3 separate regions of the Homo sapiens genome follow, and regions 2 and 3 are each linked to region 1. A link is an interaction called in ENCODE POLR2A ChIA-PET data of the cell type or tissue named here. Cell type or tissue: OCI-LY7. All regions are shown on one strand.

What was found. ChIA-PET counts read pairs that join two places held together with the same protein. Peaks named below come from ENCODE experiments on the same cell type or tissue, not always from the same donor. Only the 100,000 strongest peaks of a DNase experiment are listed, where the experiment ranks them.
Region 2: POLR2A ChIA-PET joins it to region 1 with 5 read pairs; 4 of 35 experiments call an interaction of 5 or more read pairs at or near these places.
Region 3: POLR2A ChIA-PET joins it to region 1 with 6 read pairs; 2 of 35 experiments call an interaction of 5 or more read pairs at or near these places.

Annotation. Positions count from the first base shown.
Region 1 is chr12:104,471,915-104,475,914 of GRCh38, reverse strand. The region is part of intron 1 of CHST11 (carbohydrate sulfotransferase 11); the gene reads right to left. Among named protein-coding and RNA genes, the nearest start is that of CHST11, 17 kb to the right of the region's middle. RefSeq lists enhancers at 2,216-2,385, 2,342-2,481. In OCI-LY7, no CTCF peak of the experiment used is centred here; a DNase peak (open chromatin) is centred at 2,404; H3K4me3 peaks cover 1,930 bases; H3K27ac peaks cover 3,311 bases.
Region 2 is chr12:104,766,599-104,770,598 of GRCh38, reverse strand. No RefSeq gene overlaps it. Among named protein-coding and RNA genes, the nearest start is that of MIR3922, 180 kb to the right of the region's middle. In OCI-LY7, no CTCF peak of the experiment used is centred here; no DNase peak of the experiment used is centred here.
Region 3 is chr12:104,642,965-104,646,964 of GRCh38, reverse strand. The region is part of intron 2 of CHST11 (carbohydrate sulfotransferase 11); the gene reads right to left. Among named protein-coding and RNA genes, the nearest start is that of MIR3922, 53 kb to the right of the region's middle. RefSeq lists enhancers at 2,752-2,801, 3,699-3,748. In OCI-LY7, no CTCF peak of the experiment used is centred here; a DNase peak (open chromatin) is centred at 2,474.

The DNA.
Region 1 (4,000 bases):
TCATATATATATATATGGGACCTACTTTCAAAAAAATTCATCCCTAATCCCTGCCACCCAGGAAAAATCTCTTGACCTTCTGGTCTATTTTTCCATGGATATATACATATAAATACATATATATATGCATATATATGGCAGGGATTGGGGTAACTTTTTTTGGAAGTAAGTTCCTTTTTTCAAAATTCTCTATAATACACTTGAATTAATTTCATAATCAGAAATATATATATATATATATATATATATATATATAATGCTGCTTTACTCTGAGGCATCATAGGGCAGGGGAGGGAGATGATGGTGAAGGAGCCAGTGGGGCCACCAACCTTGCCCCTTGATAAATTTTATGCCAAGAACGTGAGCTCTATTAAGATAGGGATCATTGTCTGTTTTGTCCCCTGCTGTTTCCCTAGCACAGGAACAGTCCTGGCACAAACAGTAGCCATTCAACAAATGCTTGTTAAATAACTGAACAAATGACCAGAGCCCAGCTCAAATGTTCCTTCCTCTGTCAAGTTCCCTGACCTCCCCTAAACTAATTACTCTTTTTTTTTTCCTAGCCACCCACAGCCATTATTATAAAGCATTACAGCTAACAATTATGGGTCTGTCACCACTTGCTAAATTGCAAGTTATTTGTAGGCAGGAACTAAGTCTTATTTAGATTTGTCTCTTTGCTCAGATAAATATTTGGTCAATAAATGTTTGAGTGCTGGATGGAGGGGTGGAGAGATGTCAGACAGTTCATACTGCATGAACAGTAATTATTCATTTTAATTATGATTTAACCCTCATGTAAATGTGTATTGATTTTGAGAACTGCTAATAGCATCAGATCTGAGTTGGGAAGAGACCTTAGAAATAGTCTAAATAGTCTAAGTAGTCAACTGCAAAATTGTTGGTTTTAGCCCTGAAATACTTAATTCTAACAAAATTTTACTCAGAACCCAAAAATATGAAACAGATAAGCAAGGAGCCACTCTGATGGGGGTGGGGTTTACTGGGACCCCCTACCGCCGTCCAAGGACCTTCCCCCATGCTTCGGCTTAGAGGAGTAGTTTGAAAACTGCCAACATCTACATTGTTAGTAACACATGTGGGGTCCCCAAAGGGGGCAGAAGAACTGGGACAAGAACCCAAGATCCCTGATGCCCCACCCAATGCCCACCCAATGCCCTTTCTACTTTGTTGGAGTTTTATAACAGATCGAACACTCAGCAATGACCTCTGTGTTCCTAATCCATTCCTTGTTTATTTCCCATGAAAATAAAAAAGGAATGTTGCTGTGACTTTCCAATGACAACATCCTGCACATCCCTCAAATCTCATTTGCAGGAAGGCACTTACTATCAGCCCTGGATTTATTTTTAAAAATCTCATTTTGCTTTTACAGGCACAGGAAACAAAGTCAGCATAAGCCTTGAAAGAATTCTCTGCAGAGTCCCAAGAAAGAGCCCTGAGCTGCTCCCCTCCTGAATGCAATGGATTATCCTAAAGTGAGCAAGGCCACTATTCCGAGTTAATATTTTTAAGCACATAATTGTCGTTCGGATGATGGCTCACACTCTCCCAAAGAAAGCTGTTTTATTACAATTAACTAAAAGATTGCCTGTTCAGTTTCTGATCTCAAACCTGCACTTCCATTTTTGAATAGCAAAATTATACAGAAAACCCTATATATAATGAAACCTTCGCTCTTAAAGGATTTCACTAATTCTTCCAATTGCAAAATAATCCCCATTCCAATACCTTTGCATAGGCTTCCAATAATAAGTACTACCTCAATTAGACCTTCCAATCTCTAATCCCTAAATCTTTATAAGTTTGCAAGTGTAAATCCAGAAACCCTTTTAGCTTGCCTGTCCACATGCCCCCTTTAAAACACGCTGCATATCTGTGATTACATTATATTAGTTTCTTTTTCAATTAAGCCTTTGGAAGAGTTCTCCCTGTCGTGGTTGTAGTGGTCGCGGTGGTGGTGGTGGTGGTGGTGGTGATGATGGTGATGTTTTAACGGAAAATAAAGGGGATCAAAGGTGGTGAGATGCCCCTATGAGAAAACCAGCTCTCAATTATTCATCGACAGGCGTCAAGTGCTACAGTCTAGCAGAGAAAATACAGGCAGCCCTCAGCTTTGTACCAAGCACAATGGCCCCCAGAAGTGACTGTGAAAGCCACAGAGAGATGCCTTTTTACATTGTGTATGAGCTCTACAATAGCCCCATGCCCTCTCCCACAGCCCAGGAAGGGGAGCCTAAAAAAAGAGGCAGTCTTTTGATTTAAAGAGGACACAGGGCGGCATCTTTCAGGGGTACAATGCACTCAGACCCCACACACAGTGAACTTGGGTCTCGCTTCCAGGAGGAAGCAGCAGACTTTGTTCTCCATCCTTCACTGCTCATCTCTAGGGCAGCCCAACAGCTGCAGCCTGACCCGGATACACCCATGAGCTCCCACTGAAGCAAGAAACTCTCTTCCCTGCGACTATTTACACACTTTCCCTTTCTCCTGCCACTGCTTCCAGAGCCCTCTGAGGGTGAAGCTAGGGCACCATTAGCAACTGAGAGACTGAAATTTAACCTCCATGGCCTATAATTTTGGCCCGAGCAATGCAAAACAGAGGAGTTTCAAATCCCACTACAGAGTGCCTTTAAGCTCTTTCTTACTTTGCACTTTAGTCGTTCATGAATAATCTTACCTCCCATTAAATGATGATAATAGAAACGATTTCCAAATGGCCCCGAGTTCATTTTGAGAAAGTGAGTTTGAAACTACTGCCTTTCTAATGAAACAAGAGAGTTTAAATTCAGCTTAAATTTCATCATCTGAAAAACAGGAGACACTAAACCTTCTGTGGCTCCCTGGTACCAAGAATAAAACTCAAACTTTAGAGCATTCAGAGCCATCCAGGTTCACCTCTCCACCCCTGGGCTCCCGTATTCCCAGACATCACTCTCCTCACTGCCCCACTCCCTGCTCTGGCAGGCGTCCTCACCTGGAATGTCTTTCCTCTCCCTTCCCAGATTCCGCCAGCAAATTTCTACTCATCCTTCAGAGCCCGGTGCCAACCTCAACTTTCCCTGGAAGGTTTCCTTCCACCACCACCACCACAACCACCACCATCACCACCACCACCAAAATCAATCACCCTCCTCTCCCTTTCCTTCACAGTTTGTCTCTCTTTGTAACAGCAATCGCATCTGGCCCCATAAGACAGTGAAGTATGTGTGTTTACATCCACCCTAATAGAATGAATGTTCCTTGGGCCAGACTTTGCAGCTAAACGTTGGTATTAGAACCATTTGAAACAAAATTTAAGCAATTCCCTAAATCCTTCTGAGTCTCCATTGCCTCATCTGTAGAATGGAGCTAGTAACAGTTGCTCTTGCTACATGGCAGACTGTGTCAAGATCTCAATAGCACAATCAAGCTTCAGATAGCGACTGATTAACTAGAAGACTCTGAAGATACCTTAGAGGCCTGAAATGACTTTAGAGGGGTGTGTGTGTGTGTGTGTGTGTATAAAACTTTGCAGCCAATATCTTGTATTTAACATGTTGAGCCTTAAGATAATCAATATTATTCCCAAAGGGTATAGCTAAAACCCAGGAAAGACAACATCCCCTTAAGAAAATGGAAGGGGCGGGCGCAATGGCTCACGCCTGTACTCCCAGTACTTCAGGAGGCTGAGGCAAGATCCCTTGAGCCCAGGCATTTGAGACCAGCCTGGGCAACATAACTAGACCCTGTCTCTACAAAAAAAAAAAAAAGAAAAAAAAAATCAAAAATTAGCTAAGTGTGATGGTGCACACCTGTAGTCCCAGCTACTTGGGAGGCTGAGGAGAATTCCTTGAGCCCAGGAGGTCAAAGTTGCAGTGAACTATGATCATGCCACTGCATTCCAGCCTGGGTGACAGAGCAAGATTCTGTCACCATAAATTTTTTTTTTAAATTAGGGTGAGGGGAGACCAAAAAAAGCCCTAGTTCAATGTAGAAA
Region 2 (4,000 bases), 290 kb before region 1:
CCACAAAAAACCTACAGCTAGAATCATACTTCATAGTAAAAAACTGAAGCTTTCCTCTTAACCACTTTTATTAAACCTGGTATTGGAAGTCATAGCCAGTGCAATAAAGAAAAACATAAAAGCATACTTGGGGAATTATAATACCTGACTTCAAGGCCTCCTATAAAGCTATAATAATTAAGGCAGTGTGATATTGGCATAGGAACAGGCATATAGATCGACAGAACAGCAGAGAGAGTCCAGAAAGCAGCTCGCATATATGTGATCACTTGATTTTTGACAAAGGCACCAATGTAAAAATAGTACAGCTCTTTCAACAAATGGTAATGGAACAACTGGATATTTATAAGGTCTGAACTATGACCCTTACTTCATATATACAGTACTAACTAAATGGTCATAAACGTAAATGTAAAAGCAAAAATTATGACACTTCTAAAAGAAAACATTGGATAAAATCCTGGAGACTTTAGGTTGGGTAAAGATTTCTTACACAGGACACAAAAAACCCAGCTGTAAAATAAAAATTGATAAATTGGACTTCATCAAAATTTAAAATGTTTGCTCTTTGAAAGACATTAAGAAAATGAAAAGGGCAAACCACAGACTGAGAGAAAATATTTGTAAAACATATTTCTGATAAAGGATTTATGATTTGAATAAACATTTCTCCAAAGAATATATAGGAATGTGTATATAGAATAATCTAAAGTGATACATACATATAAATATGTAATTCATGTATAAACGATGGAAAGAATCAGAAATGGATCACAAAAATGATTTTGAGTTCAATATTCAGTGGAATATATTTAAATAAAGGGTCTTTTTTACATACAAATATTTTAAGGAAAGCTTAAATTCATTTAAATGAATAATGAATAATCCTTGATTTTGGTGCCAAGATACCAAATTTCCAACATTCACCTCATGGCAACACCCCAAGATGTAAGCTCAAAAGGGAAGACTATAGACGTGGGTATATCACATGAATATAATTTTAGAGTTTGCAACATCTCAAAGAGGAAGGTACATTGACTCTCATCTGGCTAATAATTTATAGCTGTAGGTTTATTTCTGGAAGAAGAATAAAGCCTATTCTTTCCTGATGGAGCAGGGAAACGGGAGCAACTCTTGGTTCTGAAGCAATGACAGGCATTGTTCTCCAAAGCACGCAAATGTCTTTTAAAGAAGGAATTGGCATTTGGATCCTGCTGCCGCTGATGGAGACTTGTGTCTCTGGTGAATAAGAATAGTACAACAGAAGATCATCCTGCTGTTTTGCTGTAGTTCGCCTCATCTCAATCACAGATCTAACAAGAGAATTCGCCTGCTTTCATTCTTTTATAATATAGCTGGGATTCTCTATGTCTGCCAGTGAGGCTGAAGTTGATGGATGCTTGCAGCACAGGGGTGCCTGGCTTTGGGCTGAATGCTGTCAGAACACGCAGAGGCTTGTTTGGAAAAATACAGCTCAGGTGTCAGAGTTAGCATTCTGCTATGGCAGACCCACACAAAAAGCAGATTATTCTATTTTATGCTCCTTGTGCCCCTTACCTGTGTTTCTGTCTGAAAATCCACATGGCTTGTAAAAAAAAAAAAAAAAAAAAAGGCCTGGACTGTTAATTGAGCAGTGTCTAGCTCATTAATAATCCTCTTGGAGCAAGTGTCATGCCAAAGGAGCATGGGGTCTGAATGAACCCTAGCTCTCTCATATACTAGTTTTGCAGTGACTTAACCTCTCTGAGCCTCAGTTGATCCATTTGTAAAATTGGGGTAGTACAAATTCACAATTTTATCTGAAACCCTTGGATCAGATGTGTTTAAGAATTAATAATTCCCCCCACCCCAAATACTGTGCAAATATCATGTATTTCTTAATACCCCAGTAGAATATGGGGCTGAACTCCCATCATAAAACACATGAATATTTCTGCAGGAAAATGCATGAATATTCACAGTAAGTGGGATAAATAAAGACTATAATTAGTCTCATGCTAGCTAAGGTCAGGTTTCTCTGCCAAGTGAGCTTGCTGCAAATCTATGAAAAAACATTTCGTTTTCAGAGTTTTGTGGATTTCAGAACTGCAGATAAAGGGATGTGAAATCATTATATTTGGGCCACTGCTAAGTCACAGAGCTTTTGTGCAAATTTGACAATTCATTTTCTGGGTGGGTACAGCTTTTGGGCCCATAACTTGGCAAGTGGGGTAAGAAAAAGGCATCCAGTCCTTCAGAGTAAATGACAAATGTCAACCCCATCTTGGGCCTACCTTTGTGCAGTGCACAGCCTGCACAACCAGACACAGTGGACCTGATCATACACATCTCAGGGTTGCTGGAAGAGTAAACAGTAATGAAACATGACCCCATCTCCCAAAGCCACAGCTTCTCCTCAGGCTCTCTCTTGTGCTTAGACAGGGGCTTCTCAAATGTGAAGCATGTGAATCACCTGGGGAGATTGCTAAAATGCAGGAAGGCTGGTGTGGGGCCTGAAACACTGGGTTTCTAGCAAGCTCCCAGGTAATTTCCATGTTGCTGGTCTACAAATCACACTTTGAGTAGTAAGGCTCTAGAACCACTCCAACTTCTCCTGGATGTTTTACCTGAACCTTAATTCAGCATGTCTCATAGTTAACTGAGAGCCTTCCCCAAAACCTGTTTCTGCTCCTAATTAACTGATCTCCAATAATGGCCCCACTATCCAGCTATGGTTGCTCAAACTCAATTCGTGGCAATCCTCCTTCCCTTCTTATTTCCCTCTTCCTCACCTACATTTCCATTCAGTTACTAAAAGACATAGGTTCTATCCCAAATTAATATTTCTCCAATGTAGGGCTTTCCAGTCTCAGCATTACTGACATTGTGAACTGAGCAAGTTTTTGTTGTGGGGATCTATCCATAGGAAGGCAAAATCATTCCTGGTTGGGAGCCACTGTTCCAAACCCTCAACTTTTCTCCATCTCTCTAGCTACTGACTTGCATCACTTCTTTCCCAAGGGGAATTTGGTGTTTTGTCTTCATGCATGTGTCAACTATCCCATAACTACCCGTTAACATTTCTATGTTGTCCACTTATGAATCTTAAGAATTCGCATATTCTTGGCATCTTGCACAGGGGCTGACATAGGCAGATGCTTAATATATGTTTGCACAGATGAAGGAATGAATGTATCTCTTGACAGCTGCAGGTCCCTGGGGCTGAGATGGAGGAGGGGAAGTTGGGGAAGCTCAGAGCTCTCAGCTTACAGAGTAAGGCCTAGGGCTGTGTGCAGGGTGCTACCACGCAGAGGGAACTCTGTAGAAGAGACATCCAAAGGTGCCCTAAGACACTCCCACCTGCCATGGAGTCTCTTTCTCTTACCCTATTTTTGTCTGCCTTTCTGTTCTGCTTGGAAATGTCCTTCATTTGGGCCAAATGACTCCAGTCCCACTGCTGCTTGCCCAAGTGCATTGCATGGCAGTGTTGCTGTGTGTACAGCTGCTTGAACACAACCTTTACCCTGAATGGCTGCCCTTGGAACTTGATTTGGGGCTATGTTGGAACCTTAGGCTGGCTTGTTCTGTTAGAGCATCAGAATACTTATGGCTTGTTCTTTCCATTCAGCAGTCTCACAGCTCCCTCTGAGACCCTGATTTGAATTTCACTTTGCCATTCATTGGCTTTTATTGGAAGTCCAAGCTTTCTAAACAGTTTGTCCAAATTTGATGTTCATCAGTCCAGTAGGTTTTCCAAGCTTTTGCCAACTGGGCTAAAGTTTTCATCTCTATCCATGTCTCTTTGTAGCACCATTGGCTTCCAGGTTTAGACTTCTGGCCTCCTCCACTCTTGGTCCACCAATAACGCCCAATTTTAGTGGGCTGGAGAGTCAACCAGACCTGGATCTGAATTCTGGGTAACTTGAGGCAAGTTATTTATTCTAATTTTCTGCATCTTTATGTGTATATTAGTCCATTCTCATGCTGCTAATAAAGACATACCCAAGACTGGGTAATTTAT
Region 3 (4,000 bases), 170 kb before region 1:
CTGGTCTGACAGCAGGTACTTGGCTTTGCTCACTGTTGTATCCTCAGCAACTAGCATGGTACCCAGCACAGAATAAGCACTCAGGGATTATCTGTGGAATGAATGATTGAGTAAATGAATGGATGAATGAATAAGTAGTATTTATCAGACACTTTAGGCTCTGATGATTCAGCGCTGAGCCTGGCACATTGGTCCTGGTCTTCACTGAGCTTAGAGTCTGGGACGGGAGAGGGGTGCAAAGGAAATAATAAGTTATTTTGTCTTTTTGAGACGGAGTCTTGCTCTGTCGCCAGGTTGGAGTGCAGTGGCGCAATCTCGGCTCACTGCAACCTCTGTAGTCAACTAGCTGGGACTACAGGCACGTGCCACCATGCCCAGCTATTTTTTGTATTTTTAGTAGAGGTGAGGTTTCACCGTGTTGGCCAGGATGGTCTTGATCTCTTGACCTCGTGATCCACCCACCTCGGCCTCCCAAAGTGCTGGGATTACAGGGGTGAGCCACTGCACCCGGCCAGAAATAATGGTTTAATCACCACTACGATGAAGGTGAACTCCAGGGTTCCATGAGAAATCAGTTTAGGGAGGTTAGGGAAAGGTACCCTGAGAAAGCAACATTTAAGACAAGGTCTGAAGACTAAGTAGGTGTTGGCCAAGTGAAGTGGAGGTGAGAGGAGGAACACTGCCAGCAAAGGCCACCAAGAGGTTGCAGCAAGAGAGAAAAGGAGGAGGAGAAAGTGGGGTGGAAGCGAGGCATGGAAGGAGGGCAGACTAACGGGATGCGGGGAGTGGATCTCGCAGGGCCCTGGAAAGTGGAATAGAGGATATGAAATGCAACTTCTCCCCTGTAGGGGAAGCCAGCATGGGAGCCATTACCTGGGTCCATTCACCAGGGAGGCACTGGCTGAGCCGGCAGCATCCTGCATGCGGGACTCAGAAAGAAATCAGGGGAGGGGCTAGTGTGAGCAAAGCGCTGGAGAGTATGGTGCCATCACCAAGGTCCCCAAAGAACATGTTTGCTGAAGCCACCATGATGACGAGCTTGATCATGACAGGCAGAGCTGGTGAGGGTGGAAGAAGAGATGATGGCCCCACTGGGAGCCACACCCTAATTTGTAGGTAGATGGATACCCTTTAGGATAAAGAGTGGTGCTCTGTCAACTCATCTTATTTGGTGCTGTTGTTTTTTCTTGTTTGAGGTTTGTTTATCCTTTCATTTCCTAGTTTAATTTCCTTTTAATAAAGCTCTAATCTTGTCTTGGCTCACCTAATGGGAAAAGGGATTAGTCCACAGCTAAGCCAAGGGGAGGGTGGGGGGGAAGGACTTGGAGCCCTTGGAGGCCAGGACCAGCAGGGGAAGGTGAGTGGGTGGGAAGGGCCCCCCAGAGCCCAGGCAGACAAACAGCAAACTCAGAAGGGGCCAAAATAAAGACAACTGCGGTGCCCACCCCCACCTGCAGGTTGCTTTTCCAACAAGCCCAGCTGGGCTTCCAACACAAATATTTCTTGCAAAGCAGAATAGGAGGCCTGAGCTCCAGTCCTGGCCCAGCCCCCTGGCTCTCTGTTGGGTCAGTTCTTTAACTTCCTGAGCCTCAGTTTCCTCACCTGTATGGTGGGGATGAGAATCACAGATTCCACCTCAGAGGATTATTGCCAAGTACCTGGCTCAGAGTGGGTGCCCTCCAACCATGGGAACTATTATTATTAATTTAAAAGTGGAAGGCCGGGCGTGGTGGCTCACGCCTGTAATCCCAGCACTTTGGGAGGCCGAGGTGGGCAGATCACGAGGTCAGGAGATCGAGACCATCCTGGCTAACATGGTGAAACCCCGTCTCTACTAAAAATACAAAAAATTAGCCGGGCGTGGTGGCGGGTGCCTGTAGTCCCAGCTACTTGGGAGGCTGAGGCAGGAGAATGGCGTGAATCTGGGAGGAAGAGCTTGCAGTGAGCCATCATGCCACTGTACTCCAGCCTGGATGACAGTGCAAGACTCTGTCTCAAAAAACAAAACAAAACAAAAAAAGTGGAAGAAGGCTCGCTGCAGTGATCTGTCCTCAGGTTTCATGCAGATAAGCCATGGGCCTGTTCCAGCACAGGGCTGGTCTCTACAGCAAATCCTACCAGCTCTGCTCCTGCACTATCTTCCAGACTGAAGCCTCTAAGGGGTCTCATCCCAACCCTACTTTCAAGGGACAGATCTGAGATGGAGGTCCAGCCAGTCTTCCCCTACCTACACTGGTCAGTCTGCCACCGGGCTCTGAGACAGAACCACCCCAGCTGCACTCTGCCTGCCAGGGCCAGGGCCAGGACTCAGCCAGAGACTCCAAACCTGACCCTCTTCATCGCCTCCCCAGTGCTGCTTCAAGGATTTGAAAACCAGAAGCAGGAAAGCTCCCCTAGAAAGAGGGCATGCTGGCTTGGCAGGATGCCCAGGCAGCACCACGCCAGCTGCAGGGAGCCCAGGTGTGTCTTTTTGGCAGATGCAAGCAGGGCCACTCTGCCTTTGAAGAAAGAGGATTGGCCACACGTTAGACACTGAAGGCAGGAAACAGAATCTGGCCTCAGTGAGGGCTGGAACCAAGGAGAAACCACTTACAAGATGGCTGAGGAAAGACATCAGTAGGGAGGCCACCGAGTGGAATCATAAGCGGTGGAGAGTCAAAAGGCAACCTGAGACGAAATGCAGCAAGTGCATGCGGGAGTCCACCCAGATGCAGGGAAGGTAGGGGGTGTCCAGGAGCTTCCATGGACAGATATCCAGGAGGTGCACGCTGGGAGGGTGGCTGCGGCAGAGATTTCCCAGCAGCCTCTGAGCAGCAATAAGCACAGTGAGGAGGAAGCAGAAGTCCCTCTCTTCAGAGGAAGCAGTTCTCCATCCCGTGAGCCAATCCACAACTGGCCGGACAGCTCCTTGCAGAAACCGTCCAAGAAAAGCAGTCTCCACTAGCAGATAGCAAAGGCAGAGAGACCTAAGAGGTTCCTTTGTTTGCTAACTGCACCCCTAAACTCCAGAGGAAATAAGAAAATTCAAATTGCTTCCTCTTGGTACCAGAGGAATCAGGTTTGACAAGTCTCTTTATGAGATGACAGCTGAGAAATGTTCTAGAGAGGTCCCTTCTTACCCTGGGTTAAAACAGTGAAGTCTTGGCTTTCCAGGAGCTGGAAAACACGCTCATGAGACCCAGACCAGATTCTCAGGCACAACTGATGTTTCCATCCCTGATCTAGAATAAGCCATTCCAGGCAAAGGAATTTTCCAGATAGGAAAAACTCCTCAAGTGCAACAACAAAAAAAAGTCATGAGAACTTTGTGTGTGTGTGTGTGTGTGTGAAGAAAAAGTCTCTGAATGTCCTCTTAAGTTCCTCAAATGGAAATCCCCTAAATGTGCTGGAGTTCTTGAAAAGAGCATATTGGAAGAAATCTGTTACTGATAATCCCACACAAACACGCTACCCACTACAGTGGCACACTGCCCCTACCATGGTACAGAGGGAAAGACTTGGACTTTGAAAACACAGGGTAGAACCCCATCTCTGCATCTGACGTATCTAACCCTCCAAACTTCTGCTTCCTCATCTCTAAAATGGGTGGTGAGGAGCAACAACAAGGTTTGCGGTTTTTTGTTTTGCTTTGTTTTAAGAGATAGGGTCTTGTTCTATTGCCTAGGCTGGAACACAGTGGCACAATCATAGCTCACTACAGCCTCAAATTTTTGGGCTCAAGCTATCCTCCCGCCTCAGCCTCCCACAAGTAGCTGGGACTACAGGCATGTGCCGTCATGCCCAGCTAATTTTTTAATTTTTTTGTAGAGACAGGGGTCTCACTATGTTGCCCAGGCTAGTCTTGAACTCCCAGCCTCGAGTGATCCTCCCGCCTCAGCCTCCCAAAGTGCTGGCATTACAGGTGTGCACCACCATGCCCAGCCTACAACACGGCTTTTTGAGAAGTAAATGAAATGTACAAAACCTGCATGTAGTGGGCATCTAATTGGTATGACAATGT